2 separate regions of the Mus musculus genome follow, and region 2 is linked to region 1. The links are chromatin loops, found by intact Hi-C in ENCODE. Cell type or tissue: left cerebral cortex. All regions are shown on one strand. Links, peaks and the distances in the headings refer to the core of each region. The heading gives the core; the rest is flanking DNA.

Evidence for each region. A loop is a pair of places that touch in the nucleus more often than their neighbours do. Peaks named below come from ENCODE experiments on the same cell type or tissue, not always from the same donor. Only the 100,000 strongest peaks of a DNase experiment are listed, where the experiment ranks them.
Region 2: it touches region 1 in a loop (1.9-fold over the local background); 2 of 42 quality-filtered maps call a loop at or near these places.

What each region holds. Positions count from the first base shown.
Region 1 is chr11:67,671,504-67,686,973 of GRCm38, reverse strand. It overlaps Gas7 (growth arrest specific 7), which reads right to left. Exons shown (of 14, transcript NM_001109657.3): 10 at 12,608-12,736; 11 at 11,252-11,375; 12 at 5,670-5,749; 13 at 4,241-4,339; 14 at 1-3,636. The coding sequence ends at 3,523. It also overlaps a transcript of Glp2r not described here. Among named protein-coding and RNA genes, the nearest start is that of Rcvrn, 16 kb to the left of the region's middle. In left cerebral cortex, for the core only: a CTCF peak has its summit at 10,585 (motif pointing right); DNase peaks (open chromatin) are centred at 6,844, 7,403, 7,539 and 10,600; H3K27ac peaks cover 3,383 bases.
Region 2 is chr11:67,764,813-67,780,282 of GRCm38, reverse strand. It overlaps Glp2r (glucagon-like peptide 2 receptor), which reads left to right and starts at 9,130. Exons shown (of 13, transcript NM_175681.3): 1 at 9,130-9,476; 2 at 15,435-15,470. The coding sequence starts at 9,411. It overlaps Gsg1l2 (GSG1-like 2), which reads right to left and starts at 5,675. Exons shown (of 5, transcript NM_001347057.1): 1 at 5,366-5,675. The coding sequence starts at 5,675. In left cerebral cortex, for the core only: a CTCF peak has its summit at 7,552 (motif pointing right); DNase peaks (open chromatin) are centred at 5,735 and 7,541.

The DNA.
Region 1 (15,470 bases), core at 3,955-11,954:
ATTGTAGGAAAAGGTAAGATTGAAGGGGCAGAACATTGAACTGGTTGCTAAGAAAAGGGGAATTGACATGGTGACATGCCTATCTTGGTTGTGGTTAAGGAGATCAGTTTGTAGAACTGCATTCCTTGAAAAGGGGGTGGAGAGATGCTTTGTGGCATGGGAACAACTTTGGCAATGAGGAGGTCTCCAGGCTAAGCCATCAGGCAGCTGTCATGTTCCCTTTCTTTATATCTGTAAAGCGCCTTTCTTAACTTTCTAGTAACAGCAGGTCTTCAGACTCCCGTTTAAATTCTTCTTGTCAACTCTACTCATGGATGGGAACAAACCCCCAAACAAGCCAAGGTCTTTTGACACCTTTTGAATTTTATGGCTTGTATTTCCATGAAGGGGCTTTGGCTGAGCCAAGATTCTCATGCACCCATCTTCTACCCTGATAATTGGCTGGATTTCACGGAGGGGATACACACAAACCCTTGTCACAAATTTGGATACTTTGCTTCAGCTATTAATCAACCATTGCGGAGATCCTCCTGAGTCAACAGGGTCTTGTGTGGAGGTAGAAAGGTCACCCCATAGCAGAGACAGCCCAGGGCTGCCATCTACATCCTTCAAATGGCCTGTGCACTGTGGGACTGTTCAAAAGTGCTAGAAAATAATGAAGGGTAACGAGTATCTCTTCCTGGAGGTTGCCATGGTAACCAACCCATTTTTGAAAGTCATTCATTTTAGATTTAAAAAAAAAATCAGGGTTTTGCAGACAAAGCTTAAGTGTATTGGCACTCCTAGGTGGGGGCAGGAAGAGAGGGCTGTTGCTGCTCTCAGTTTGGACAATGGATGCTCTCCCACTCTTAAATAAACCCAGCCAGGTCCTCTCAGAACCTATGCAGTGACGTGTTCACAAAAGCAAGGTAACACAGGACTGGGTATAGCTAAGTGGTAAAGCACTGGCCTAGACACGTGACTCTTGGTTGGGTCCCCAGAACTGCAGAGAGACCAAGGACAGCAGCCTGAACACTCAACTCAGTATGCACTTTCAGGTTCTCAACCGTCATCACCTTGATCACTGGGTGCTGTGAAGGTAGTTGGACACTCGACTCTATCACGATCATAGTTCTGGGTATCATTTCCTGGCACCCCCCTCCTCCATGTTCTTACCCTCCCTATTTGAAGCCATTTCGGAAATTGAAGCTGCGTATGAGTTGAGAGTTTGGTAATAAGGAGACTGGAATCTTACTGCTGTGTCAAGATCTCTTAGCACAGTTAATACTTCAACAATCCCATTGGGTGGGGTGGAAAACACATTGTTTCTTCTGTCCAGAAGGGTCAAAATGCACCTGTCTACCTGGGGGGTGGAGTGAGCTGAAGGGTGCCCTCATAGACACAAGGCTAGTTCCAGCACTCAGCACCCAGTTCCAAGCATTCGCCGAGAAAAAGAGTGTGCAGATGAAAAGATGGATGTGAACCAGCATACAGGCAGGACCACTGAGAATGCAAATGCACATAAAGGATGCTCAGGAACTGGCATGTAGCTGGTACCACCGAGAACTCAATGGGCAGAGTATCCAAGAGGGAGAGCCAAGTCTATCTCAGGAAGAGGCGAGGGGTTCGCACAGGACACTTGAGCGCTTCCTCGCATGACAGAGCTGCAGTCTGCGGTCTTCAGGTGAGGGATTACAGATTGCTTGTCTCTAACAAAACTCTTCATGAATGAACAATGGAAGGGAGGGGATCAAAGAAGGGAAAGGCATGTGTGGATAGATTAGAAAGGAACCAAAGAGAGAATGGCCTCAGATGGAATAGGCTCACGTCAGCCAACTGGGGTTATGCTGGAGGAAGTGTCATCTCGGGGGACTCTGAACCTTTTGGATTGGGGGTGGGGTGAGGGAACAAAGTCATGAGCTACACTGTGATACCCAACCCCCTGTGTATGACAAGACTTGGAGCTTGACCATCACTCACAAACTAGGTTGCTAAGCCACAAAGCAAATTACCACTAGCACCCATTTTTTTCTTTTAATAAGGAAATCAAGAAATAATGTCCTACTATCAAAGGCTGATGTCACAGTTCATGCTGAGCACAGGTTGGTGAGATGTCCTCATGGTGGCCTTTTTGGCTGAGATGGTTCAGAAAGGAAAGTGACAGTGCTTAGTTTGCTTGAGTGTGTTAGGCATCTTGCTAACAACCATGAGAGATGGTTCTGTGGATGGGCTGCCAGAAGGTCCAAGATTAGTAAGCTATCCGTGATGTGCATTGTGAGACTGAAAGATGTGAGTGGCATTTAGAGGATTTTTGCCCTTGGAGAAGATAGACAGGTCAAATACAGAGTCATCTGTGGGAAAGATGAGAAAAAATGTCCCCCCTCACCCCCGTACAAGTTTCCAGCTAGAATTCTTCACCCCCCTACCCACTCACCTTGTGACTCCCCAAAGTTCCTTCGCTTCCTGTGTAGCAACTACCTACAGCCATGAGAATCTGCTCCACTGACCAATGACAGTAAGGGGGAAAGCAGTTCCTCCCTCATTGTGCACACCCACAGCTGGAGCCATTCTAGAGAATAACAAAACCCAGCTCTTACTGTTGTCACACAGGGCCTGAAGTCAGCACAGAGGAGTGCTGGTCAAGGGTGCGACAGTGTTGAGGGGCGGGGGGGGGGGCATGTGTCAAACAAGACTTTGTGAGACTCCACCCCTGAAGTCTTTGAACATGCACACAGCTGTCTAAAGACTTTGGGAAACATCAAGGGTTGTCAGGGTGAGGTGGGGAGTTTCCTCCTTGAGAAAGAGGTTGAGGGAAGGGTAGATTGGGACTTCGTGGTAGACTTTACAGCCAATGCCTGATCTGAATCTGAAATTCAGATCTGGAATGCTAGATCTGGAATCTGAGACTGATAGGAGCCATGATCTGTTTGTGCCAACTGAGGTAGTTCCATTCTGACCTCTCCAGATTTGGGTTGGGAAGAAACTCCACCCCTCTTGTGGGGGGGGGTGTAAAAAATAGATGTGGGCTCCCAGAATGCAAAAGGGTGGGGAGTCGGGAGGACTGATAAAGGTTGTGGGTGCTGGGTGTGAACTTCACTTTGCCTCCTGTCCTTGATTCTGATCCTGACACTGTTTGCAGACAGAGACACCGCCACCCTCCCTCTTTCATAGTCCTGGAGATGACAATCGCACTAGAGGACAGGCCTTAGATACCAGGGATACAGGTGTGTGATGGCCACCCCTGTGGAACTCAGCAGGGACCCTAGGGTTCTAGCCTCAGTTGGTTCTCAGAGGGACACGCACAGCATGGGAGTTGGAGGGGGAGGCTTCAGTCTTCTAGGTGAAGTCAGGGCTGTGGGTCCACCATTATGGCCTGGAAATACTGGGGAGTCCCTGGCCGGGCCCTCCTCCTCCTGGAATCACTGGCTCCTTTCTTCCTTCTCAGTGTATAGGTTAGCAGGTAATAGGGCAGATACAGCCCCTTCTCCATGGGACCCTCAGCCCCTCTCCTCAGCAGGAACCCCCCGGACCATACAGTCACTTCTAGATCTCCATGTCCACTGGGCGGATGTTGCCTGTTTTGTGCTCTCTGACCCATAGCTCTCTGTCTTTGGCTGGGTCCACTTTTCGCAGCAGTTGGTCCACAGGCTCGACTGTCTGCAAGGGGGCACAGAGGGAGGGTCATGGTCAGAGGTGGCGGCTGAGCTGGAATGTCTCCTGTGTCCCATGCTGCTGCAGTTGGAGAGCCACCTCAGATCACCCTTTCTAGAAGGTTCCAGGGCTCCATGGAGGTGGGGTGAGAATGAGAGTGTGTAGAATGCTGAGAGGCAGAGCTAGTCTGTAGATCCCTGGCCTGGAGAAGAGGGCGGGCTGTCCTACAGATGACCCCTTCCTCCATCTGTCTTCCATGGGCAAATAGAACTGCCCTTGGGCACCCACCCTCACTTTAGCAGGTGTGTATTTAGTTTGTTTTCTAAAGCAGATTCACGTGGGAGACAAATGTATGTACTTAGTTGTTTTAACCATTGCAGAGCAGGATGAAATGTAAACTGTGATCCCAAGTATTGGGGAAACAGGCAGGAAGATCACATGTTCAAGGCCTAGCTAGATCCAGTCTAAAACCAAACCAAGCCAGTGCAGCCTTTCTTCCCCCTGTGCTTGGATGTAGCCCCCAGGAGAACCTGCTCTAGGATATTATGGGCCCTGGGATAATCACTCCAAGGCTGTCGGGCTAGCCTTAGTGCAAAGGTAGGGAACTCACGCTTTGGTTGAACATGTCCGTCTCGTGCCGCAGCTGTGTGTACTGGCACAGATGTTGTCGGATCATTTCCACCCTCTCCACCTCCAGCCGCTCCAGTTCCTGCCGAGGAAGAAAAGACCAGAGTCCCCTGAGCATATCCCTAACAGTTGGACCTCCCCAAGCAGGTGTTGGACTGCTGTGTATCCTATTCACAAGGCCCTGGCTGTGGATCCCCAGCCCATCTGACTCTCTAGACTCTGATGAAGGAGGAGCCAGTCTCTAGGGTGAAGATGAAGGTCATGGGCGTGGCCCTGCCATATCAGTGTGGAACTCCCCACAAGCAGAGTATCTGATTATCCCCACTAGGACTCAGAAAGAGGTTCTACGATTGTCCCCATTGGCCCAAAGTGTCATGGAGCCATAGGAAGAGCTGCGTTTAAGCTGCATCTGTGATGGAATAACGCAATCTGTGCTGCAGCTCTCAGCCTCTCAAGCACTCTGGCTTCTCCACATGGCCTAGTGCTGAGCGGGCAATGAAGACTGGGCAGGGAGCAAAGCAGACTGGGGACGTGGTAGCCACTGTTAAGGGGAATAGTGGAGAGGGCTTGTCTTTGGTTCCTAGGTGGTTCCGTGACTTTAGAGGATTAAGCTGTTATTCTGTGGGTAACTAGGTCACTGCCAGGTGATTAACCTGAAAATGAGGTGAAGAAGGGGGCTTAATTAGAAGATTAACAGAGGAGAGAAAAACCAGGACACTGGCCCTGAAGGAGGCTGCTAATCTTCCTAGGTGGGCTAGGACCTGGAGAAGGTAGCTAGTTAGCAGGGACAGGTAGGGGTTGCCTTGGACACTGGGCTTGATGCTGTCCCCTTCTCCCACCTGGTCCAAGTACCTACTCTCCTGCTCAGGTACTTTCTGGCCAACAAGCAGAGATGACAGATCCTTAATAAGGAATTCACAGGATGATGTGCAGGCTCTGCCACCATGGTCTTCCATTACAGGCTCTCTTCAGGTCCCCAGCTGCCCCATTCAGGTGTCTCATAAGGACCCCTTTATCAAGGACCCGAGGGTGTGTGTGTGTGTGTGTGTGTGTGTGTGTGTGTGTGTTGGGAACAGACTGTCAGCTTTCCACTGCTTCTTTGTTTATCCCAGCAGGGCCATGGTTCTGTGATGAGGAATTCCCTGGTGGACCCTGACCTCTCTCAGGGCTCAGACAAAGGAGAACAGAGTAAGACCTGGTTCTTGCAGAGTTCACAGAGTAAGGCAAGCTAGCACAGGGACCCGAATTTACGGTCAGGTACAGATTGAGGGCTGGACCCCAGTGCTGGGAAGGCTCTAATGACCATCTGTGTTGTTACCCCACCCCCATCCTTCCATGACCACTGTCCCCTGCCCAGGGCTGCCTGTGTCTTAGCCTCTTTACCACATGCACACGCATCTCTGATCACATACCAGTGTGGTCGTCACCATCTCTTCAAACCACTTGGACTGGGCCTGGTTGTAGAGGTCCACACAGCGCATGAGGTCATCTCCTGGGAAAAGCCAACGGCCACCATCATGCCCCGTCACATGCCACCCTGCCTCCACTTTGGCTGCCCTTTTCTGTCTGTGCCCATGGGTATGGCTGTTCCTTTCAATGGTCAATGCAAAGTCAGGGTGTGAAGGGGGGTGGGGAAGAATAGAAGGAAGTAGATGAAAGAGGCAAGCCACAGGGGACAAGCCTCAGCGCGTCTATCTGAACTCCACCAATGGCTCCAAGAATGCAGGCAGGGGGTTTCTCATCAAGAAACTACACATGACTCTGGGTGCCATACTGTACATCTGCAATCTCAGTGCTTCAGGAGCCTGAGGCATCAGGACTGTAAGTTCAAGGCCAGCCTGGGTAACTTAGGGATGTAGCTAAGTGGTAAGAATGCCTGCCTTGTATATGCAAGACCCAGGTAGACTACCCACCGTGTACACACACACACACACACACACACACACACACACACACACGTACCCCAGTGATAGGGATAGAAATGGGAGAGCATTCTGAATTCCAACCCAACAGCCTGGTGGTCACGGCTCATTCACTGTGCAGTACACTGGTAGAAATCCAAGCACTAGAGCAGGGGCAGACAAGTGGGAGCCTGGGGAAACTGAGTCAGGCTGAAACAGAGGGAAGTGTTCACGCAGCATTCTGTTTACAGCATCAGTCTGAACACCCGACCGACCACCACGGCTCCATGGCTAATGGTACTACTTTCTGCAATGACATGTGTATCTCAAACATTTTTGAAATTAGAACAAAAACAAACTATGGGATGACTATAAGATATTATTAGTAAGGATTCTGGCACCAAGAGCCTTGCCACATAAAACACAGTTGGCACATTGATGGCATCAAGTGACCCTAGGAATTGGTGGCAACTGCAGGACTTGAGGATGTGCCCCGGACCTGCTGAACCAGACAACAACTGTTCCCAGACCTGTGGTGAGGAATGTGTGAGAGGTGCTGACATCCAACCATGCTGCCCTGTGTAGGTGTGGCCCTGGAGAGAGTGGGGCCTCATGGTTTCTGCTCATGTTGGGAGAAGCCTGTGCACCAACCCACAGAGTCAAGTGACTCAGTCTAATCCATCTACAGGATATTCTAGGAATTCTCAGAATTGAATTTAGTCATTTAAATAGATTCAGAGTCACTCCTTTGACATAAGTCTTACTCATGCACCTTATGGTGGCAAATTGGGGGAAAACGGGGAGACTTGTCTATGTGACTCCAGACCACCTCAGAATTCCCATTCCCTGCCCTCACAGCCATACCATAACCCCTGCACCTTGGGGGACAGATGTGCTGCGTGTTTTCTTCATTTCATCCCTGCCTAAGGTCAACAACTACTCCTTTGGTTGTAGCAGTATTAGCCAGAGGGAAGAGCACAGATGTGTCTCTATCCCCGTATCGCCACCGCCACCTCACCTGCTCCAGGATGAAGCCAGCATGCTGCCCTGTGAACATACACTGTGAGGCCCCTGGTACCCTATATGTCCATCCTATATTTGAGAACATGTTTCAGGAATGTCTGCTGCACCTGAAAGTGGTGTGGGGGAAGGGTGTTTCTTTTTCCAGGACAGCCTGAGAAGCAGAGACGGGATCCTTTCACAAAGTGCCTGTTGAGAGGGTGGATTCAGGAGCTAGAATGCCAGGGATGCCAGCCTAGATCCACCCTATAGGCTGCAATGACTTTGGGCATGGCAACTAATCTGTCCTTCTTCTGACAGGTATGACAGTTGTAGCTTTAAAGAGTCATCGTGAAGTCACGTGTGCAAAGTGCTTGGAACAGAGGCAGAGACTAGACAGACAGCAAGACATTCCTCACGGTGGGGATGGTGACTTGAAGTCAGAGCCCTGGAGGATCCAGACATCCTTCCTCCCAGTGGCATCGTGAGAGGTGAGGGAGGAGTAGAAAAGGAACAGGAGGAAGGGATGTCAGCACTGCCTTCCAGATGGAGGCCTCTCCAAGTACGTCCTCCCCAAACCCTGACACCACAGAGAGAACAAGGCCACTGTAGAGAGAACCCTCAGCAGAAACCAGGTAAATTACACACACACACACACACACACACACACACTCTCACACACATACACACATACACAGATACACACATATACACACACATACATACACACATACACACACAGACACACACACATACATACAGACACACACTCTCTCTCTCTCACACACACTCTCACACAGACACACACACACAGTCTCTCTCTCTTATACACACACACACTCTCACACATACACACACACACACATACACAGAGACACAGACACACTCTCATACATACACATACAGATACATACACATACACACACAGACACACACACATACACACACATACACAGATACACACATATACACGCACATACATACACACAGACACACATAGACACACACATACATACAGACACACACACTCTCTCTCACACACACTCTCTCTCACACACACACACACACAGTCTCTCTGTCTTATACACACACACACACTCTCTCACACATACACACACACACACACATACACAGAGACACAGACACACTCTCATACATACACATACAGCTACATACACATACACACACAGACACACAGACATACACACACATACACAGATACACACATATACACACACATACATACACACATACACACACAGACACACACACATACATACACACATACACACACAGACACACACACATACATACAGACACACACACTCTCTCTCACACACACACTCTCACACAGACACACAGTCTCTCTCTCTCTTATACACACACACACACACTCACACACACACACACACATACACAGACACACAAACACACTCTCATACATACACATACAGATACATACACATACACACACAGACACACACACATACACAGATACACACATATACACACACATACATACACACATACACACACAGACACACACACATACATACAGACACACACTCTCTCTCTCTCTCACACACACTCTCACACAGACACACACACACACAGTCTCTCTCTCTTATACACACACACACACACTCTCACACATACACACATACACACACACATACACAGACACACAGACACACTCTCATACATACACATACAGATACACACACACACTCTCACACACATACACACATACACACACATACATAGATACACACATATACACACACATACATACACACACAGACACACACACATACATACAGACAGACACACACACTCTCTCTCTCACACACACTCTCACACAGACACACACACACACACAGTCTCTCTCTCTTATACACACACACACACACACACACACTCTCACACATACACACACACACATACACAGAGACACAGACACACTCTCATACGTACACATACAGCTACATACACATACACACACAAACACACACAAACACACACAAATACACACACATACACAGATACACACATATACACACACATACATACACACATACACACACAGACACACACACATACATACAGACACACATTCTCTCTCTCACACACACTCTCACACAGACACACACAGTCTCTCTCTTTTATACACACACACACACACACACACACACACACACACACACACCTCTTTTTCTCTTCCTTCTTCAGAGAACAAAAATATAAAAGACAAATGGTAACCATAGGAAAACACTTGCAATTCAGATGACCAGCGGTGAATCTCCCTAACGCTTACCCAAGCTGTGAATCAATCACTAAGAATGAGACACCAAGAAAATCAGGAAGAATTGGAATTCCTCAGCCGGTGGGGGAGAGGAGGCAGAAAAGAAAAGTCATGAGTGTGTTTTCAGAATGCTCAACCCTCTTACAGAGAAGTACAAGGTAATAGCAAAACCTATTATTATTTTTTTTTTACCAGTGCACCAGTGATTTCAAGTTTGATAACAGGTAGTGCTGATAGGCATTCAAGGAAGAGGTATTCACAGGTGTGGGCTGTGGAGCCCTCTCTGGAAAGCAATTTGGAAGTATCTGACGAAATGAATCAAATCTTCTGACCCAGCATCTTCCTTCTCTCCATATGAGCATCTGGCCTTACATATGCAGAGAGTTACAGTTCTAATAACAAACTCAGTATCTCTGGTCCCAGGCAAACAGTCTGAAACCATCACAAGGTTCCAAAATCTACCCAAGGAATGATGAAAGAAGTCTCGTAGGTGTAAGGTCCTGCGTTCCTTCCAATCCACATGAATGGATATATAAAGCGGTTTAAGAGGGAATGAGATGGGGGGGGGTGGCGTTTCTAAGACTTATGAATAGAAAAAGAAGCTTGAAGATAGAATATCATATGTTCTTGTTTATGTGAATTCAGAAAATTGCTCGGGGGGGGTATTTCTAGTGAATAGCACTGCACACTTTTGGGCACGGATGAAACCAGTGGCCATAGACTACTGTTGCTGTATAGCTCTGTTTTGTACTTTAATGAACTAATTTGAATACATGTCTTCCCTATTAGAGTCCCCTTCCGATTTACAATAAACATGTGAGGCATTTATGAAAATGTGTCTGGACCCAGGATGTATTACTATGTAGCTAATGTTTGTCAACTTATTTCTACCCCAGTTCACATGCTCTAAGGGGGTGGACTCGGTTCTAGGATGACACAGACTGCAGCGGGCTTATCAGAAATTAAAAGGAAGGAAGGATATCTAAAGATCTCCCAGCCCTCACTGCACAAGTCTTAAATCCAGAGGCTGATGTGCTGCCCTTGTGTGGTGGAGACTTCGCATCTTTGAGAAACTTGTTCTATCTCTTGTATCTAAGGGCCCCTCTTTCCGCCTTGTGTATCAGCTGATTGTTACCACTAGGTGGCAGCAGAAATCTGCTCATGGGAGCAATGTGGGGAAATTCTGGCATCAATAGGAGGGAGGGGAGGCCCTTCATCCTGTAAAGGCTCTATGCCCCAGCATAGGGGAATGCTAAGGCAGTGAGGCAGGAATGGGTGGGTGGGGGGTGGAGGAGCACCCTCATAGAAGCGGGGAAGAGAGAGGATGGGATGGGGGTTTGCAGAGGTTAAATTGGGAAGGGGGATAACATTTGAAATGTAAATAAATAAAATAATCAATAAAAAATAAGTAAATAAGTAAAACCAATGTTGGCCTCTGTACTACCCACAGGAGCTCACTTCCACAGTGTCACTAACTCCCTGGGGAGGTGGAGCAAGTTGGATGGGTGGGCTTGGGGTTACACTCTTCAAACAGGGATAGGGTCCTAAGCTCTTGGTGCCTGGAGCAATCAATCTGTCAATCTCTGGACCCAGAGAGAGGGCTTGGGAAAACCCAAAGGCCATAGCAGGAAGCCCTCAGTGTGATCTCGAAGTAGCTTGCCTGCTTCCTGTCTCTTCCCTTGAGGTCCCTGGACATGGTACAGGGAGGAGACACAGGGGAAGTTGGGAAAGACCATGCCACCGGAAAGCTACCCCTCCCCCAGCGCTGGTGTAGTCAGGACAATGGGCTCACCGGCCTGAGTGGACTTCCTCCGTGCCTTCTTGATGTCCTCCTCGGTCTTGTTGCTCAACTTGATCTCCAGCTGCTGGGTCTTCATCTCCAGGTCTTTCTGCCGCTCTGTGAGGGCTTTGCGGGCCTGGAGCGGGGAACAGCCCATCCCAGAGAAGCTGTTCATAAAGCTACAGCCGGGTTTCAGGGTCCAGCCACCCACCTACCTGATCTCATCTCCCCTGCTTGTGTGGGTGATGATGGCACCCTGGGGTGGAGGAGCTAGAGGGCTGGCACCTAGCTAGATTTTCCTTGTCTGCCCACTTCTAGCCACATCTGTGTGCAACCTGTCAGTCCCTGAGGCCATGTTGCCTCTGGAGCATATGCCTATCCTATGACCCTAAAACCACTGTCTCTGAGGTGGAGAGATGGCTCAGCTGGTTAAGGACACACTGGTTCTTGGGGCTGACACAGAGCTTGAGTCCCAGCACCAACGTGGTGGCCCCGAATCATCCGTAACTCCAGTTCCAGAGGAGTGGGTGACCTTCTTCTAATCTCAAAGAGCACCAGGCAAGCAGATGGTGCAGACATAGATTTGAGCAAAAACATGTATACAGATAAAATAAATATAATAAATAAATCTAAAAAACCAAAACAAAAAACAACAACAAAAACCCACTGTCTTTCAGGGTTGGGAGGGACCATAAGGTCAACTGAGTTTCCTACTGGCAGGGCTCAACAGGCTGTGACTACCAACTCCCTTATCTTGTAGCCTGAGTCCTTCCAGTGCCTGCACCGCCTCCTCCTCCTCCACCACCACCACCACCACCACCACCACCACCACCACCACCACCACCACCATTCTCCACTCAGCCTTTGTTGGAGATGTAGCAATGTTTTGGGTACCTGTTTGGTTTGCCCCTCCTGTTCTATAGAGCACTAAATCAGGCCACCCTGTCCCTCCAAGTCTGACTATCTGCATCCCTGCCTCCCATGGTTTGGGCACCCACAAGAAGGTAATTCTTTGGGCATCTGGGAGGGGAGATTAGTACAGGGAAGACCTGAGAGTGAGGCCCAGACACAGTAGCCATGTGAGTGGCTGTGGCACATCTGACTTGGTGTCCACATAAAGAGGGGATGCCTTGACCTGTGTGCCCATTACAGCTCCCACTTCACCTGCAGCATCTCCTTGCTCCCACTTGCCCTTGGGAGAGTCATCCAAGTGTCCTGGAGTAGCGACTACTGCCTGCCACATGGATGGATGCGAGTTCCTTGGACTACCCTCCCCCCCACCCCACTCCAGTGTACAGAGGCAAAGTGATACCTATCCTGTCCTGGAAGTCCCATGCTGTCCCCCGGCTGGGCACCCTGGCCTCTCACCTTCTCCACTGAGGCATAGCGGCTTGCCAGCTGCTTACGGAGGTCAGCGATGTGGTGGTCGCACTTTTTCATGTCTTTCTTGAAGTTCTCTCTGAAGTTCATCAGGGGTTTCTCCACCTCGCTGTGGAGCTGTGAAGGAGGGCAGAGAGAGGATAGTCAGTGTCAAGACATGAGCTGTGCTAACACAGGGGCGAGAGCCCCCGGCTTCTGGTGAGCCAGACACCCAGTGCTTTAGCACTGACCTACTTCTCCAGCCCATATATCAAGGACTTCTTAAAACCAACATTTTTTCTTTAAAAACATTGGCTTGGTAGTTTCTCTTTCCTTTTCCTTTTCCTTTCCTTTCCTTTCCTTTCCTTTCCTTTCCTTTCCTTTCCTTTTCCCTTTCCCTTTCCCTTTCCCTTTCCCTTTTTCCCTTTTTCCCTTTTCCCCTTTTTCCCTTTTCCCCTTTTTCCCTTTCCCTCCCTTCTCTTTTCTTTTCTTTCTTCTTTCTTTCTTTCTCTTTCTTTCTTTCTTTCTTTCTTTCTTTCTTTCTTTCTTTCTTTCTTTCTTTCTTTCTTTCTTCCTTCCTTCCTTCCTTCCTTCCTTCCTTCCTTTCCTTTTTTAAGATTCACTCTTAGCTCTGAAACCTTGGCTCCATGCATGGTATCAGTGATCTTTCCTGAAAGTGTTTCTGGAGATGTATGGTTGGTCTGGCCCATACCAGAGGGTCTGGCCTACTGGAGCTTCTCTTCTGAAGAGAAAAAGAAAATTTCCAGATTGGAAGTGATTCCCATGACTGTCTGGTCCGGGTGTTTCCAAGAAGTGAATGACTGCAGTTGTGAAATCAGCTTAGTGGGTCAGGTCGAGGCTTTTTGAGATAATAGACCCACCTTAAGAAGAACAAACTATTAGGGTACATTTTAGGCAGAGTAAAAGTAGTGTGTCACGAAGCATCTGTTTTGGTTACATATATGTGTATCCCTGAGTGGGTACGTGGGCAGGTATGTGCACGTGCTTGGTGACCGCGTACAAACGCCTCTTACAGTCACAGTTGGGCAAGATTAAAGCCTGGTTGGAACGCTTCATTTCACACATGAAGAAGTGGAACTGTGGGGATGCCATGTAACCCACCCTTGATCACAAAGCCTGTTAGTGACAGCACGGGGCGCACACACATCCTCTCGCCCACACATCTGCCCATGCACACACGCCCCTACTGCGTGCTTCAGGTTTCCGTTTATCAGCAGGGCTGTGTCTACGCTCCCCTCTTTCACCTGGGGCCGGCTCTAACTGCCTTCCAAAAGATGGAGCGCCTTTCTTGTGATTGCTGTTGCTATTAGCACCGGCTTGAGCTGAGAGACTGGGGACGCTGGAGAGTCTACCGTACAATCCTGTTTCTTAAAAGGCTTTTACCCCCCGACACTGAACATTCAGATGGAGAAGAATTTCAATAAACCCTTTTGGAGCTGACATAAAATGGGTTTTGTGCCTCGGGAATCATATTCTTCAAGGCTGACGAATCAATCCTCAGGGTCCCCTTCCTCTTAAGAAATCAGCGTGCCACCATTAGGAGGCTACTGGGGTAGTTTGCAGTCACCAACACTCCCAGGCCAGAGCTGTAGAGTGCTGATGGTGTAAAGTCTGCCGTATTTGCTTGCCCCTTCTCCAAGTGCTGATGGTGTAAAGTGTGCCCCTTCTCCATGAGCTGTCCTTAGCGCTGGGGTCTGTGAGCCTGTGAGCCTTGCATAAAATGGTCCTAGAGTTTGGTTAATCAGCCTGCATCCACCATTGGTATTTGCTGCGAGGACGGAAGCTTCCTTGGCTAGGTAGGGTCTTTCCCTAGTGCTGGAGCCTCTTGCTTCTAGTTGGCGGCCTCTGCCTCCACCTCAGGCAGGAAAAACATCTCTGCTGAGAGCTGGGACAGGAGGAGGGAGGCCCTGGAGGGAAGCTACTCATGAACTTAAAAATAACCCGCTGCTTCATCTGCAGCAGCAGAGTGGCTGTTCAGGGAGCTCTCTCCTCACAGGGGCTCCTGTGCCAATGTGCCAGGGATGGGCTTGACTGTATGAGGGTGAGCATGCTCTTGTGGGCTGGGAAATGTCACTCCCCACCCCCCGGGGGCGTGGGGGTGGGGCCATGCCAGCTCTGTCTCTGGCACTCACACCCTTCAGAAGCCAGGAGCAGCACAGTTCCCTGCAAAGCTACCCAGGGTCTCAGCCCTTGAGGCGGTCACTACACCATCACAGAGCGAGGGTTAGATAGCACTACATTTCTGTCCTTCAAGAGTGCGCGTGTGAGGGACCCCAATGCCCCAATTCAGTGGAATTGCAGTGACACATGGGAACAGCACCGCAAAGACAGGGCTAGCTATCGTGGAAGCTTCAGGAGGGAACAGTGCCTTGGTGAGATACTACTGTCAAATGATAAAGCTGATAATCGTAGGGGCCCAGGGTGTTCAGACACAAGACTATGTAGTACTCAGGGCTGCTGTGGTGGGATGGCCAGTGACAGGAGGTGAGAGGGAAGAGAGGGTCAGGTCAAGATGCTGGGAGGCACTCCCAAAGGCCTCTCTTCCTTTAAAAGGAGGGCACGTTGCTGGGCAAACCTATCAGTCACACACATTCAGTGCAAATTATTTCACTGAGACATTTAGTTTGGTTTTCACTTAGAGGGAAGTAAGAGTCTGAGAGGAAATATGGAGATATAAGCTAAGAGGAGAAAAGAGGTTCATTTGGAAATCCTGAGGCAAAGCAGAGCCGGAAGATTGGGGGCCAGGAGGAGATGGCCACAGGCTCTGTGTCAGGGATTCTCAGCCTTCCTAGTGCTGTGGTCCTGTAATCCAGTTCCTCATGTCCTGGTGACCCCCAACCATAACGTTATT
Region 2 (15,470 bases), core at 3,207-11,206, 94 kb before region 1:
ACTGTTTGTACCACTTCTCCTTCATTTCTGTTCGGACCCTTCCTTTCTTCTGCCCTGAATCCTGGGTGTTTGTGATGCAGTCAGTGATTCAGTGTGATGTTCCGTATCTTATCGCAAACAGGCCTTTGGGGGCCTTTGTAAAGCTCGAAACAGATTTTTCAACTGGGAGATTGAAAAATCCAAATCTCTCCCTTTGTAAAAGCAAAGGATCTGTCTATATTGAGCTCCCAAGAGGACCTGACCTCAATGCTGAGTTGAAATCAAAGAGATGACTCCTTGGCCAAGGCATGAAGTTCAAGGTCACTGGCAATCCCAAATTCATAGATGCCTGTTACCACCTCCTGTGAGCTCTTTGCGTTTATAGCTTTTATTTATTATGATTATTATTTTTAAAAGACTTTATTTATTTATTTTATATATATGATGAGTACACTGTAGCTGTCTTCAGACACACCAGAAGAGGGCATCGGATCCCATTACAGATGGTTGTGAGCCACCATGTGGTTGCTGGGAATTGAACTCAGGACCTCTGGAAGAGCAGTCTGTGCTCTTAACCGCTGAGCCATCTCTCCAGTCCATGATTATTACCTGTAATGTATGAGCTCTCTGTCTGCATGTGCACCTGTGTGAAGAAGGCATCTCATCTCATCTTACAGATGGTCGTGAGCCACCATGAAGTTGCAGGGAATTGGTAACTCCTATTATCTAGCTTTTACTTAACCTCTAATATGTTAAGTATTAATTAATTCTAATATCAAGTAAAAACTGAACACTAAAATTTTGCTTTTGGTACATCCTGCAAAACATGGAGAGGATAATGTGTTCTGGGAAGGTGGATTCTTTTCTGAGAGGATTTCTTCCTTCTGTCTTAAAACAATGGCAATGTGGTAACATTTAGAAACCTTAACTTTCTTATACCAAGAAGTATGGGCGATGTGAGCAGAGGAACTTTAGACAAACGGGCAGAAAGCACTCACAATGGCTATTAGATTATAGGGTGACAGGAGAAGCCCAAGTTCATCAGGCTCTAGCTACACAGCCTTCAACGGTGTACATGCACTTCTACAAAACAGTTTCTCTCTGTAATTGTCATATAAATAATATAAATAAATGTGAATGTAGAAACCTCTAATGAATTTTGGGAAACATTGAGATGTGTCATATTAATCAATTTTTTTGGGGGGGGGAGTGTGTGGAACTTGGCAGAGATATTTTACATGCTAATAGACACTGTGAGTTTCTAAGAAAAAAATATAATATGCAATAATTTCCATTCTTAAACTCTCATTGTTTATTTTCTTTAGAGAACATGCCTGTGGAGTGAGTTTAGAGCCATCTAGTGAGGTCCTTGTTAAAGGTCCTTCCCAGCCTGAACTCAAGACCAGAAGTGTGAAAGTTGGGAAGGAACCAAGAAACACATCCTTAATTTCTACTCAAGACTGTGTGTGAATTGCCAAGAACACTAGTCTTCTTGAAAATTTAGAGTGTGCGCCAGCTGATGTAGGAAAGGCCCTCTAGTACCATCCAAGTGGAAGTGGTGTGTGTGTGTGGTGTGTGTGTGTGTGTGTGTGTGTGTGTTCCCTGGGTTGACGGGAATGTCAAGAGGGCGTCCCATAAAGCCTCTAAAGTGGTTCTCAACCACTATCTCCAAAAGTATCTACATTGTGATTCACAACAGTAGCAAAACTACAGTTATGGATGAGCAATGAAGATCATTTTATGGTTGGGGTCAACGCAACATGAGGAACTGTATTAAAGGGTTGCAGCACTGGGAAGGCTGAGAACGCCGTGCTAGAGGAAGGAGTTCAAAAGAGCTTCACGCAGTCTCTTAATGTTGCCCCCAGATCCTGTTTTAGGATGAGGACATCCCCACTACGTGCACATAAGCTGACTAACGACTTTATCTTAAGTCGTAGGGACAATTTGTACCAGGTACCAGCCTCGTGTTGCCGTGACTAAGGGACACACACCTCATGCAGATGGCCAGCTGATTCCTGCTTTTGTGCCTCCTTAAAGTCCAGCTCTTCCCTTTCCTTAAGTCCAGCTGAGGCCATGTTTTCCAGAGGGAAAGCAACTTGCATCTCTCTAATTTCCTGATCCTATCCTCAAACTCAGCCGCCACTGAAGGCCCTCCCCACTCAGACATCACAAATAGCACGCCAATGCCAGTGCAGTGCCCGAGCTCTCCAGTTAGACTGCCCCCCAACCCCCATAAAAGGGGGAAGCAGCTGCCCCAGTGACAGGAAATGGCCACTCGAGCTCGAGGCTTTCTCCTGTTCCTTGCCCTGTGTTCTAGTGGCAAAGACTGATTTGGCCGCTTCAGACAAGGTCAACTCATTTCTGTCTGCCTGGAGCATCCTGACTCCTGATCTCCATCTGTTAAAATCCCAGATAAAGCATGAGTTCGAGCCTCAGAACCCAAGTTAAAAGATGGGCATGGTGGTGTTAGCTTGCAGTCCCAATGGTGGGGGAGTGGAGATTGGAGAACCCTGGGGTGGATTGCTGGCCAGCCATTTTTGCTTAATTAGTGAGGTCAGGGCCAATGAGAGACCCTGACTTAAAACAGGTGTCATTCTCAAGGATGGCATCTGAGGTTGTCCTCTGGTCTCCACATATACGCAGACACACATAGACCCCTTCAACATGCCCATAACAAACACAGACACATTTAAAACTAAGGCACATGTGGTGGCTTGATACAATGGCCACCTGCTTTATGAAGACTCTAGACCTAAGTAGCATCTCCTTCGTCCACTAACATGGATGGATGAGCTTCTGTCTTATCCACCACCACACCCTTCCTTGTTTTACCTTTATAGTAGATATTTTCCAGTGGCTTTTAGCTCTCAGCACTAGGGCTCCCTCTCTGTTAAACCCTGGTCCCCCTAGCCTCATGACCAGCAAGGAAATGCTCATTAGTGAATATACTCCATGATACCTCCAACTCTCTTCTATCTGGAGGGCTTTTCTGTGTCCTGGGGTGTGTTTCTTTAGCTGTGATGTCTGCCATAATCACCAGGGAAGGAAATTAGAAACACAGATACATACTCTAGAGAGAACAGAGTTGAGTGGAAAAGAAATGCCAACACTCTGAGGATGGGAACAGAAGCAGCAATTAGAACTCCAGGGAGAGGAAAATCTGCACAAACAATAAATATACTGAGAACACCCTGTATGTTGCCAGAATGAGCAACATCTAGTCGAAATTAGTGGCTTACTAAATACAGCAGTGATATTGCTGGACAAGAAGATGGCAGGCATTATTTGGGTATTGTCACAGAGTGATATGTTTTATTAATTATAATACAAAGTCAATAGTTAATGTCTAAAATGAAGATATCTGTGTTTGTCCTTCATATTGAAAGTTTCCCCTGAAGGAAGGGACAGAGAATGGTGGTTTTATCTCTAAGCCTTTCAGAATGTGTGACTCTTATCTCTATGTAAATATTACCTTAGCTAAACTGCAAAACAAAACAATAACAAAAATTCCAACCAACCAACCAAATAAACAAAGAGCAGGTTTCTAGACTCTAGTCTACATCTATTGAGTTAGAGCCTCTGGGGCTTGGTGCCTGAAGGCTTACAAACTTCCAAGGTGATTCCAATCCCTGCCATTATGCTCAGTTGTGGACATAGATGAAGCCACCTCAGATGCTGGGGGAACAGATTTGGAAAAAGAACAGACATTCTTAAGCCATTATTCGCTTATGGATGTGGTGCCTACAGTTCCCAAACAGAAAATATGGGCCTATCTTGGCGATCCTAGAAGAGGCAGGATCAGAAGCCAAATGTCACTGTGGGTGGGTGGAAGGTGTTGGGGGTATCAAGAGAGTGTATTTTATACACTAGTACTCTAGAGTGAAGAGAATTCGAGAGGTCCCTTTCCTAGCATTAGTGATGTGTCTGAATCACTCTTAGTGCAAAGGCTAAGGTAGAGCATGCGTTTGCTCTCAGGAGCCTGCTTGGATGGGGTTGGAGGTAGTCATACTATATCTCAGAGTTTTATTGCAGTTTACTTAGGCTGCAAGAACAATTTTTCAGATGCTACAAGGGTGGTAAAATAAACATCTGAATGAGAAATGTAAGTCTGAGGATGTAAGTGGGGTGCCACCCCTTTTCACTTTGGGGCCTTTGCTGTGAAAACAGAGGAGCTCACTAGCCCTGAGCATAGAGCTCAGCCAGCCTGTCTAACAGCACGGGCTGGCACTCCTGCCTTCTATTCTTTGTGAGGTAACTCTGCTCTATGTACCACCTCCCCATCTTCTCTCTCTTCTTCCCTCACCTTTTACTTTATAAGCCCCCACCATCTATCAACAAAGTCTGGAAGATGTTAATGAATTGGGGCTGACTGACTCAAGACAAGGCTTCTTGCTGTGCAAATTCTCCGTGTCCCAGTCTCCTGCTTCAGAGCTGAGGGAAGGACATCTACCATACAGGGCTGTTTCAAGGACAGACTGAGATAAGGGCTGCAACTTGTTATGGGCCATGATTGTGACAGATCTGGAGGTGATCTAATGATGCTAAGGGCTGTGTGTGTGTGTGTGTGTGTGTGTGTGTGTGTGTGTTTGCTTTTTTTGTTTGTTTGTTTGTTTGAAATAGAATCCTCTGTTTCAAGAGGCATTAAAAGCACAAGAGAGACTCAGCATTGGAGGAACTGGGGTAATGGCTCAGTGTTGAAGAGAGTTTGCTGCTCTTTCTTGTATAGGCATTAGCTTTGGTTTCCAGAACAAGTCAGGGGTCTCACAACTGCCTGCAACTCTAGATGCTGGGGATCTGATGCCTTCTTCTGGTCTCTGTGCGTACAGAGACACACATACAGACACACAATCTCATGCACTTTGAAAATTAAGGTACATAAACACACACATTAAAAACTTAAAGCAGTGTATGGCGGCACACACCTTTAATCCCAGCATTGGAAGGCAGATTTATCTTTGTGAGTTTGGGATCAGCCTGATCTACATTCCAGGCCAGCCAAGGCTACAAAGTTAGACCCCGTCCCAAGTAACAACAACAACAACAACAACAACAATAACAACAGCAACTTTTAGAGTGAGAAAGGAATCTTAGGGATGAAGCTTAGAGGAGGATAGTGGCCACCTTTGATTCTTGAGGAACTGAGACAAGCGGCAAGTGGGTGAACACTTGTACTTAATAAAGAGTACGTCAGGCACATTCTCCATAAGCACCTCCATGGCTCCCATTTTATAGATGAGAAGATTGAGACTCAGAGGTAAAGGACTTGCTTAAGATTACATAGACAGTCCGTGGCAGACCCAAGATTCAGATCCAAGCAGTCTGACTTGGAGCCCCTTCTCAGGGCCATCCTGCTCCTGTTGGCCCAGGGACACACAGACTCACTCACCTGTGCTGTTGAGGCTTTCCTCACAGGACTGCCAAAGCCCCGCATGGAACCTGCGTTGGATAAACTTGTCGTCCCCTGTCTCCCAGATGTACTGGACAGCCTGGCTGTCATCGTGCTTACTGCCCGTGCTGCTGCTGGACCGGCTGAAGTGAATGCAGTTCAAGCCCCCGAGGAGATCCTGGCATAGAGGTTTTGTCATTCGTCGGATCCCCTCGCACCAGTGGCTGCTGCCCATGGCTGTGAGGGAGAAGGCAAGGGCCAGGCAGATGGGGAGGAGGGTCAGCATCCGCTGCCACCTCGCCCTGTCCATGGCAGAATGAAGCTCCCAGTGCCAGCGTGAGCGAGGGGCCCCCTCCTCTCTACTGTATCACGGTATCCACCCCCAGCCCTGCCATCTGGCATCCTGACACAGCTTCTTCCTGGTCCCCTGGCGGGAACCTGTGTATATTCCAGCATATAGCATCTGTGTAAGTACCATGGCCAGAGCTATTCTCCTAGGAAGAGGTTCGGAGTGGGCCTTTCCATCCACTCTGGGATGAGTATGTGCAGGGGACATTGGTCCATTTTAGAAGCCAGTGGTAAAAGAGGTATACCATAACATTTACCGCTGTAACCATCCAGTGTATGGTTCAGTGGCAGTAGACATGGTCACATTGCTTGGAAACATTCACCTCCATCTCCAAAACTCCTTTCAGCTTGCAAAGTCAAAGCTCTGTCACCATTAAACAACTCTCCACTCCCTGTCCTCCCAGGCCCTGGAAGCCTCCACTGTCCTTATTGTCTTGGAATTCTACAAGAAACCTCATAGGAAAGCAACACTGCATTATTTGTGCTTAAGCGTCCACTTTATTTTCCATAGTACAGATGTCCTCAAACCTCATCCTGCTTTGGTATATGCCAAAAACTCTTGACTCTTTGCAAGGAGGAATAGTATTCCCCTGTGTTTATGACAGTACACCTTGGTTCTCTGCTTATCCCTTGATGCCTGGGTTGCTTCCTTTGACAATTGTAGAGAAGGATGTTGGTTTTGAGTGAAGGCCAAGACTATCTTGGTGTCTTGATGCTGCCTCCCCGGCCCCCACCAACTCTACTCTTTCTTTTGGAACTAAGATGATCCCTTGGTGGTAGGTTCCAGAAGCATGAAATGCTCGCTTTCTAAAAAAAAAAAACAAACTATTAGCTTACAAATAACTAGGTTTCATAATGGTATTTTAAATGTAATGTACTGTGTTGTTTCTCTCTCCTCTTCTTCCCCATTCCCCCTCCTTCTGCCTTCCCACCCCCAGCTTCTTTCCCATCTACCCCCTTCTTCTCTCCCACCCCCAGGCACCCCCTTTTGACTTTCATGACACACGTGCTCTTCTGTACTTTCCCTCCACTCTCCTAATGCCTCTTGTGTCCTCTCGTAGCCCGCCATCCAGTTGGGTAGCCCATGTGTGCTCTCACTAACCTTTATCTGCACACGTAAATGTTAGAAGTTGGGATCCGCCTATGAGACTGAAGATACAAGAAACATGGAAGCTTGGGGAAATTTCTGGGTCTGTTGCTTAGCCCAGAGACCGAGAGAAGCAAGACTCGGGCAGTTTGCTTCAAAGCCTATGTATTGTGCAGAGTGGGAAGGGACATGTGCCCAATTGGCTGTGGAAATTAGCACCATCTAGGACAGTCAAAGCCCTTGGACCATCACCCACATCCTCACTGAATGGGTCCTATGCAGGAGTAGCAATGTCGAAGACCCTTTAGGGAGAAGAAGGCTAAGCTCCACCCCTTGGTAGCCAAGTCTAGAGTAGGGTCGGGAAGGAGTGTGAAACCTCCCAAGAAATTCATCTTTTATTTATCTTTTGTTTATTTAGTCTCCAGGAATAAACCAAAAACTAAACTGTTTTTAGGATGGGGAAAGAAAAGGCAATTAGAGACTCCAGGAAAAGTCAAAATTTACATAAGAAATTCAATAACCCTGAAGCCAGGAAGGAGCAGAGAGAGGAAAGAGTCTATGTGGCCCCAGCCGATCACGGGCTCCTCATTAAGTGCTGAGCAGTCCTGGAGGTGGCCAGATGTAAGCATGCAGTGACATTTGTGTTTGTCTCTCTCCATCTGTTCTTCCCTGCTGGCGAGGCTGGAGGACCTGTGTTCTGTACTCCACATACAGCTCTCACAAACAGGTTTACCGCATTTTGACACTAGATGGCATCCGTCCAACGGGTAGCAGGTCGTGAAGCTGACCAAGGCAAGTCCTTTCAGGGGGAAGAAAATCAGGAAAAAAAAAAAAATTTTAGAAGCATTTCAAGAAGCAAGATGGAATATTTGTACAAAACAGGTGCTTTCTCCCCCACCATGCGACCCGGGAGCTCCCCACTGATATGGACAGAATAGCTTTACAGCCACATTCAAAACACACACACACACACACACACACACACACACACACACACACACACACACACATGTTTTCTTCCCTCCCTCCACTTCCTCCCATTCTCTGTGGTCCCAAAGAGATGACCATATTGACTGTAGAAATCACACCACCATAAAAGCCCATCTGGGAGCCATTTCCAGACTGATCTTTTTATCATTAAGGTTTGAATTCTTGCCACGTGTGGGTTTTAAGGTTTTTAGGGATTTTTATCTAGCGGCACTCACCTGCTTCCCTGTGAATGTTCAGAATTCACTGGGCTTGGTCAGCTAATGGAAATGATCTATGGTTTGACTTAAATGTGAAAGGAAAAAAAAGAAGGGGGAAAAGGAGGGAGGGAGAAAGAGGGGAAGGGAAAACTGCCTTTTATGCCTACTGCTACTCTAACATTTTGTCTCTCACCTTCCACTTGGTTCTTCAATGGAAAGACTGGATAGAAAGCTGGGAGCCAGCCAGGGATAGGAGGAGTGTGTGTGTGTGTGTGTGGGGGGGTGGGCAGCAAGCAGAGCCTTAGAGACAGAGAAGAGCCTGCTAGAGATCATGAGCTTTCTTTGAGACCCCTAGTGCTAACAGGAATAGTTCCTAACCAGGTAGCTGTGGTCACGTGACTCGGCTGGAAGGCCTGGCTTTGTCTTTTTGCTTGCTGTGCAGCCTTGAACAAACACCCTGGCCTCTTTGAACCCCACTATTTCTCAGCCCTCAGATGAAGAAGTAATGGTACCTTGGAGGATACTGATGGGTTCAAGTGAACTAGGGCAGAGGGTGGAAGGTTTTGTAACCATAAACTGAAGTGGGGTGTTGGTTAGTAAGTAGCCATGAATACCATAAAAATATCTGTCAGGTGGCCAGAGCATCACTGTGTTCAGAACACAACGGCCCACTCAGAACACGTGGACAATTGAAAGGCACCAACCTCCGTGCTTCCTACCCGTTGTTTTGTTACCGTGTAAACGCAACTCAACTCTCGGCACTGAACAGGCTTTTGCTGCAGACCTGGGGTCTGGAGGTGTTGTCTCTGAGACAGGAAAACTCATCTTGTTACTATGGCATAGTAGTAACCACGGAGCTCTGAGATAGCCCTGAGCTGGTGCCGTTTAGAAAAGTTTGATGCTTTAGAAAGAAATCGTGGCTTAAAAGAAGCCTACCTGGCATGGGGGCCCATCCTCTCCAGCCATCCGAATCTCAATCTGGTCGTGTGCGTAAGAATAGAATCCTCGGAATGGTAACCATGTCTTGCTTTTTCTTCTGGGCTTGCTGAGGAAGTCCCAGGCAGCGTAGACGTCTTGGGGGTAGGTCTGGGAAAAATCTCCCAAGATTTTAGGAGGGGCAGGCGGGGGATGAGAAACTTGGAGATTCGGTAGATCGCTGTAGAGCAACTCAGACAGTCGGCGGCCTGAAGAGGACTTGTGCAAACACTTCCTCTCTGGACAAGGAGGAATGCAGGAGGCCACCGCCTGCAGTACATCTTGGAGTGTTGGAGGGATGTGCCTGCACTTGTGAAAGGGCGCCAGAAGGACGAGGCCCCAACCAAGCCCGGCAGTGCCCAGTAGATGCAGAGAGGCGTCCCTGCCCCGGGCGCAGCCAGTGGGCATCCCTGCGGCCCAGGGGCCTGAGTCTCTCCACTCCCACGGGATGCGTCGGCTCTGGGGCCCTGGGACGCCCTTCCTCGCCCTGCTTCTGCTGGTTTCCATCAAGCAAGTAAGAACAGATTTTTATTCCTCATTCGTCTTGTTAATATTATCAGTTGTGCATGTTTTCTGAGTGTAGAAGCAATTTAGGCCCCGTGTAGGCAATTTGGGAAGAATAAAACCATATTAAGAAAATGAGGCTCAACCACAACCCCAGTAGCATTCTGCTCACTGTTCATATTTTGGCTGATTTTTAAAAAAATTCTCTTTTCTGTGCATTATTTTACACAGCCGAAATGATGAAGCACACATTATTCGTGTCCTGGTCTTCCTTTTATATCCTTCTAGAAGCGTCTTCCCATATCAGCATTTCTGAGCCACACATTTCTGTCTTTCTTTTTTCTTTTCTCTTTTCCAAGGTTCCTGTTGCAAATACTTAAAAACTTTCTTATAGTGTTCTGTAGTCTCTAATATTGGAAGATACCAGATCCAAAGGCACATCAACATAAGCTACAAATTATAGTGAGTCCATCAGCTGGAGCTCACCCTCACTCACATTTGGGGCTACACATCCGATACTTCCTCACCTTAACATACAAGTTAAAAGAGTGAATATTCACACTACAGATATTTTGCAATCTACTTTAAAGCACATAAATAGCTCGAACACACCAATAGCCACGTAGCTCTAAGTTTGATATCATGCATCCCTGCTTCTAGGATCTCATTCTATGCTCCCAGCAGCCCTGCAAGGGAGGTTCTTTGTTAACCCCATTTTATGGAGGAGGAAACTGAGCCCATGCAGGTTAACTAACACTACTCTACATCCATCAGTGTGTCCTACTGTAGGATAGGGGAGAGCTTTCTGGATGTAGTAACATGTGTGTAACTGTGTTTAAGTGATGCCTCTGTGTTAGGGTTTTCAGTAGCTTGCTTTCTTTTTATCCAAGAAGTTTACACGTTTGCCTACTCCTTTCCTTTCCAGGGTCTCATTTCTTCGGGGTTGTGGTGGGGAAGGACCCTAGTGTCACTCATCTCGGTAAATGGTCATTATTCCCCTTCACTTCTCAGTCCTCATTTGCATCTTCAGAATTTAAAAAAAATCCTGCCTTTCTGCATCTAGGGAGGGCAGAGGTGTCAGATCTCATAAATGTCCCTGTTCCCAGCCTTTCTGCCAGAGACTAGACAGGCCGAAAACATTGGTGCTGACCTTCCAAGTCCAAATTCTCCCTCAGGCTGCACTGTCAACTTGGGGACAATTGGTGGTGTTGGGGGATATGGCTGTGGTGGCAGACTCTTTTGAGGAACTGCTCCCCAAGGAGCAGGTGACCTCAGTGTGCCGTTTCCACTGATACTGGCGGTTCCACTGTAGGGAGAGTTGGCAGAATGTCCATCCTTTGCTTGCAGTCTCTGGGTATCCTTATAAAAACCCAACATGTCCAGCTAACTGTTACACCTGGTTCACTGTCTAGCCATATGTGTCCAACTGTCCAGCACACAACACACAAAATGCCCAGCTTCAGCCCTGGCCATTTCACTGTAAGATGCCTCCCCACACATCATCCTGTAGGATGCTCCCAGTCAGAGCACGAGAAGAACATTGCTACTGAACCCATTTCAGAGATGGGCAAAAAGCTCCAGAGAGTTCCATGATTGCCTCTTCTCAAGTAAACTCATGAGCTGGGAGCCACCTTGTCTACTCAGCGGGCTGTGGCCCTGTCTTCTGTCTTCTCTAACCCTCTTGGGAGCCGTTGACATATGAATATTTATATATAATACCAGGAGCATCTGCAGTACTTCAGGCTGGCTGACAATGCCAACCAAATCCTAACTTGGCCCTTATACTCTAGTGTTTCCATATCAATAATGCAGTTGGGGGAGAGGTCTCCTTGCCCCTTGTCGCCTGGACTGTGTACAGAGATGCTGGCACTGTCTGTTCTGCAGCATGTGGCTGTGAATCTGATGAATCTCCCTTTGATTATCCAACTTTAACCTCAGAGTCTTTAGATGTTTATACATTGCTGGGCTTTTCGTAGACATTCATGAAGTTCACTCAGACATGAGTTCCCTGCCTGGGGATATAAATGACTGTGGCGTGTGTGTTGCTGGCAGGAAGTCTTCATAAAATTCACTTAATGAGAAATTCTCAGAGATACTTTAGTTTCTAAACGCAAGTGGCTAATGGTGCTAGCTCACACCCATACCTCACCCATGTATGTTATTCTGCATGAAATACAAACTATTATAGGCTCTAGGAGAAGCTGATTTTAGGCATTGCTGGTTGGTGTATGAAAGGGTACGTGGCTTAAATTTTGTTTTCATTGACAAGGATAAACAGCTTGGCAGTGCATTGTCAAAAACCTTTAAAAATGTGTGTACTCCCTGACCTAGCAACTGTGATTCACCCCATCCCCACCCTGCCCCCATCATCCCCCCCATGCCCCCACCCCAGCCCCAGAGGTTGGAGGATTTTCATCACAATATCCTATTAGCAGCATTTGGATGTAACTTAGATGTTCCATGCTGGAGGATTTACAAATTAAATTCTACCACATTCGTTCACTGCCTTATGTGTAGCAGTTAAAGGGGTGTTGAATTAAAGCAACCATAAAGCAATTTTAAGTACATTTTGAAATGGATGCATCTTCTAGGTGGAAAAATAAAGGTTGAAGAACAATATGGCTTCCTTTTTTGGTCTAGAATAAAACAGAACAGGAAAAGAAGTAAGATGAGGCATGTGCGGAGAGAAGGGTCTGGAAGGGAAGGGAAGGGTCTGGAAGGGAAGGGAAGGGTCTGGAAGGGAAGGGAAAAGAAGAGAAGGGAAGGGAAGGGAAGGGAAGGGAAGGGAAGGGAAGGGAAGGGAAGGGAAGGGAAGGGAAGGGAAGGGAAGGGAGGGAAGGGAAGGGGAGGGGAGGGGAGGGGAGGGGAGGGAAGGGAAGGGAAGGGAAGGGAAGGGAAGGGAAGGAAAGGGAAGGGAAGGGAAGGTGCTCCCTGAGGATGAAGGTTGTGATCCCCCTTTCCCCTGGTTTTGGTTACTTGAATTTCCCTTTCTTTTTTCTGCAGTGTATTCATGGTCTAACAAAGAAAGATAGATTTGTGTAAGTGAAGCAATAAAGGCTCTCTTCCCCACCTCCCACCTTAATCTCTTCTCAGTCAGGTTGGTCACAGATCCAGGCTGCCTATGCAAGGGAAAGAGGATTGAAGGTCAAGCTGGACCTGTCCACGAATCCCCTCTCCCCATTACACTGGCAACTCAGCTGTGACCGGCTTTAGACTCGGCTCCCATCTTTCTGATGTCTTTAAACTAAGTACCTGGAAAGACTGCCTGCATTTCTCTAGCTTCTCTGGGCCGAGCAAATTCAATAGTTTTTGGCTCTAGTTTGTTTTCTACTGTATGTGTTTATTGTGTATGTGTTTGTGCACGTGTGTGTGCACATGCTCAGGCCAGAGGTCAATGTCGGTGTCCTCTCCAGTTGTTCTCCATCTTGTTTTTTGAGACAGGGTCTCTCACTGGTCCAGGCTCTCACTGATTCATACTAGCTGGGCTGGAGGATGGGGCTTCTCTTGACTCCTCCTCCCTAACTCTGGGATTATAGGCATGTGCCCCGCCCTAATTCTGGGATTGCAGGCATGTACCCCATGCCTGGCTTTTTACATGGGTCTTGGGAGTGCAAGTTCAGGCCTTCCTGCTTGTGTTGCAAAGCTCTTTATCAACTCCAGATACTGGGTGTTTTGTTCTATTTTGTTTTGCTTGTTTGCTTTTTAACTTTCACCAGTATCATTAGTCCTGGTAAAGAACAAGAGAGCTAGAAATTTAATTCAGAGACTGATTTCAGTCTCTTCTTTAGGCTGGACTGAGTAAGGCCCCCTCAGGGCACAAACAGCCCTTTATGCAAGGGAGAGTATCACAGCTTTGAGGATTTGGGAAACTTATTGATTAGCTATTAGTTTATCTGCTATTTTTTTAAAAAAAGACAATGAGTCACTTAAGCACCAATTAGCCTGTTGTTTATTAAACAATCTCTTAGTAAGCTTACTTGATGCCTCCTGGGTTCCAATTCAGAAGGGATCATTATTAGCAGAAATTCAAAGCTCATTGCAAGATGAAGTGAAGAGATAAGTGCTGGCTACTGTATCCTCTTGCTTCCTTCTTATTGGCTAATATCATAGTCTCCAGACTGTGTGTCAAGGTGCAAGGTATACCACTGTGAATTCAGCGGGTGCTATGGGATACATTAATTTTTGGAGGAAAGTATAATGATTGTGGCACTTTCCAGACACCATGCAAATTCTTAGCTCAAGATATCTATGTCTCATTCTGTTTTTGTAATGCTGGGATGGAACCAGGGCCCTGCATATGTCAGGCAAGTGTGAGGATGAACTATGTCCCAAGACCTGAATTTAATTAATTGACAGGGTTTCATGTAGCCCAGGCCGGCCTTGAACTTACAGTGTTGCTAATGTTGGACTTGAACATTTGAATCCCCTGCCTCCCGCTCCCAAGGGCCAGCCTCATAGCTGTGCTCCATCTCATTGTGTCTGCTTAAATTCACTATTACATTGTGAAAAACTTGGTGGTTTGTCCACAGGTTCTTCCGTAGAAAGCCAGTACCAAACAGAACAAAACGGAACAGGAAGTGAAGGTGGGGATGTCTAATCCCATCCTAAAGTTTTCGAAGTTGTGCAATGCCCGATAGATTCAAAGTTGTTAAGATATAAATATTTACAAACTGTTTGGACGTATCTACTTAATAAACAGGACCTTAGGTTTTTTTTGGGGGGTGGGGGTGTCTGGGAGTGCCTTGGAAAATTACTGAGATAGTTAAAGGTGCCACGAATTGAGACATTTTGGAAACCTATGGACCATTAGTGATGGGCACAAGCTCTTTTAGAGAGAGAGAGAGAGAGAGAGAGAGAGAGAGAGAGAGAGGAGATATGTAAGATGTGTATATGAGAGTGATATGTATGTGTGTGTGTGAGAGTGTATGTATGTGATGTATGTGTATGATATGTGTGTGAGATGTGTGTGTGTGTGTGTGTGATGTGTGTGTGAGTGTGTATGTGAGAGAGGAGACCGAGAGAGACACACAGAGAGACACAGAGAGAGAGACATACACACAGAGAGACAGAGAGAGAGTCAGAGAGAGAGACAGAGACAGAGACAGAGTCAGAGAGAGAGAGACAGAGACAGAGAGAGATCTGTGGGCATGTGTGTGTTGATGCTCTAGGCTAATCATACAAGAAACTCACAGACCTCGCTATGATTGCCAAGGTGTTGAGGGAGGTGGCATTGAACAGAGAAGGGGAGAGGGCAGATGAGTTTAACTACTTGGTGGTCAAAACAGCGCCCCCCATTGGTTCCAGATGGGAGTCACTATTTTTGGGATAGTGGCTGGTTACGTTTGCTTAGTTAAATTTAAATGGTGTTAAAGGGGATGCCCCACCCCACCCCAGTTTTCCAGAGGTTCCTCATCCCTTTCTGCTGCATCTGTCATATCTTTAACATGTCACGAATCCCTTTTACTGGCTAGAGACACACTGCTTATCTTCGCATCCCTCTTTCCCCCTCAGCACAAAGCCTGACACACAAAGTGAGCTTCAGCAGACGCCTCCACTGAACAGCCAAAGAGAAAGGCTCTTTGTAAATGGAAGGAAAGGTCTAGGTTCACAGAGTGAGGCCAGTAGACACACTCAATTATTGGAAAGCCCCCAAGTGTGAGCAGTATTTCCAAGGTTCTATGTACAGGACAGTCAATGTCAGAAAGAAAAACATCCCAGGGCCTCAGGCAGGCATGTGTCCTCTCAGTGGCACCAGTTCCAATCACACCCACCCTTTCTTAGTCACACTGTTGGGCTCCGCACACTGAGATGCTTCTCTTTGGGGAATCTGCAGAGTGAGACTACAGAGTCTCACCACGTAGCTCAGGCTGGCCTAGAACTCATGATGGTCCTGCCCGAGCCGCTTGAATGCTGGGATTCCAGCTGTGCATCACCATGCCTGGCTGTGACCATGTTTTTCTGTGTTCAGGTTACTACAGGATCTCTCCTTGAGGAGACAGTTCAG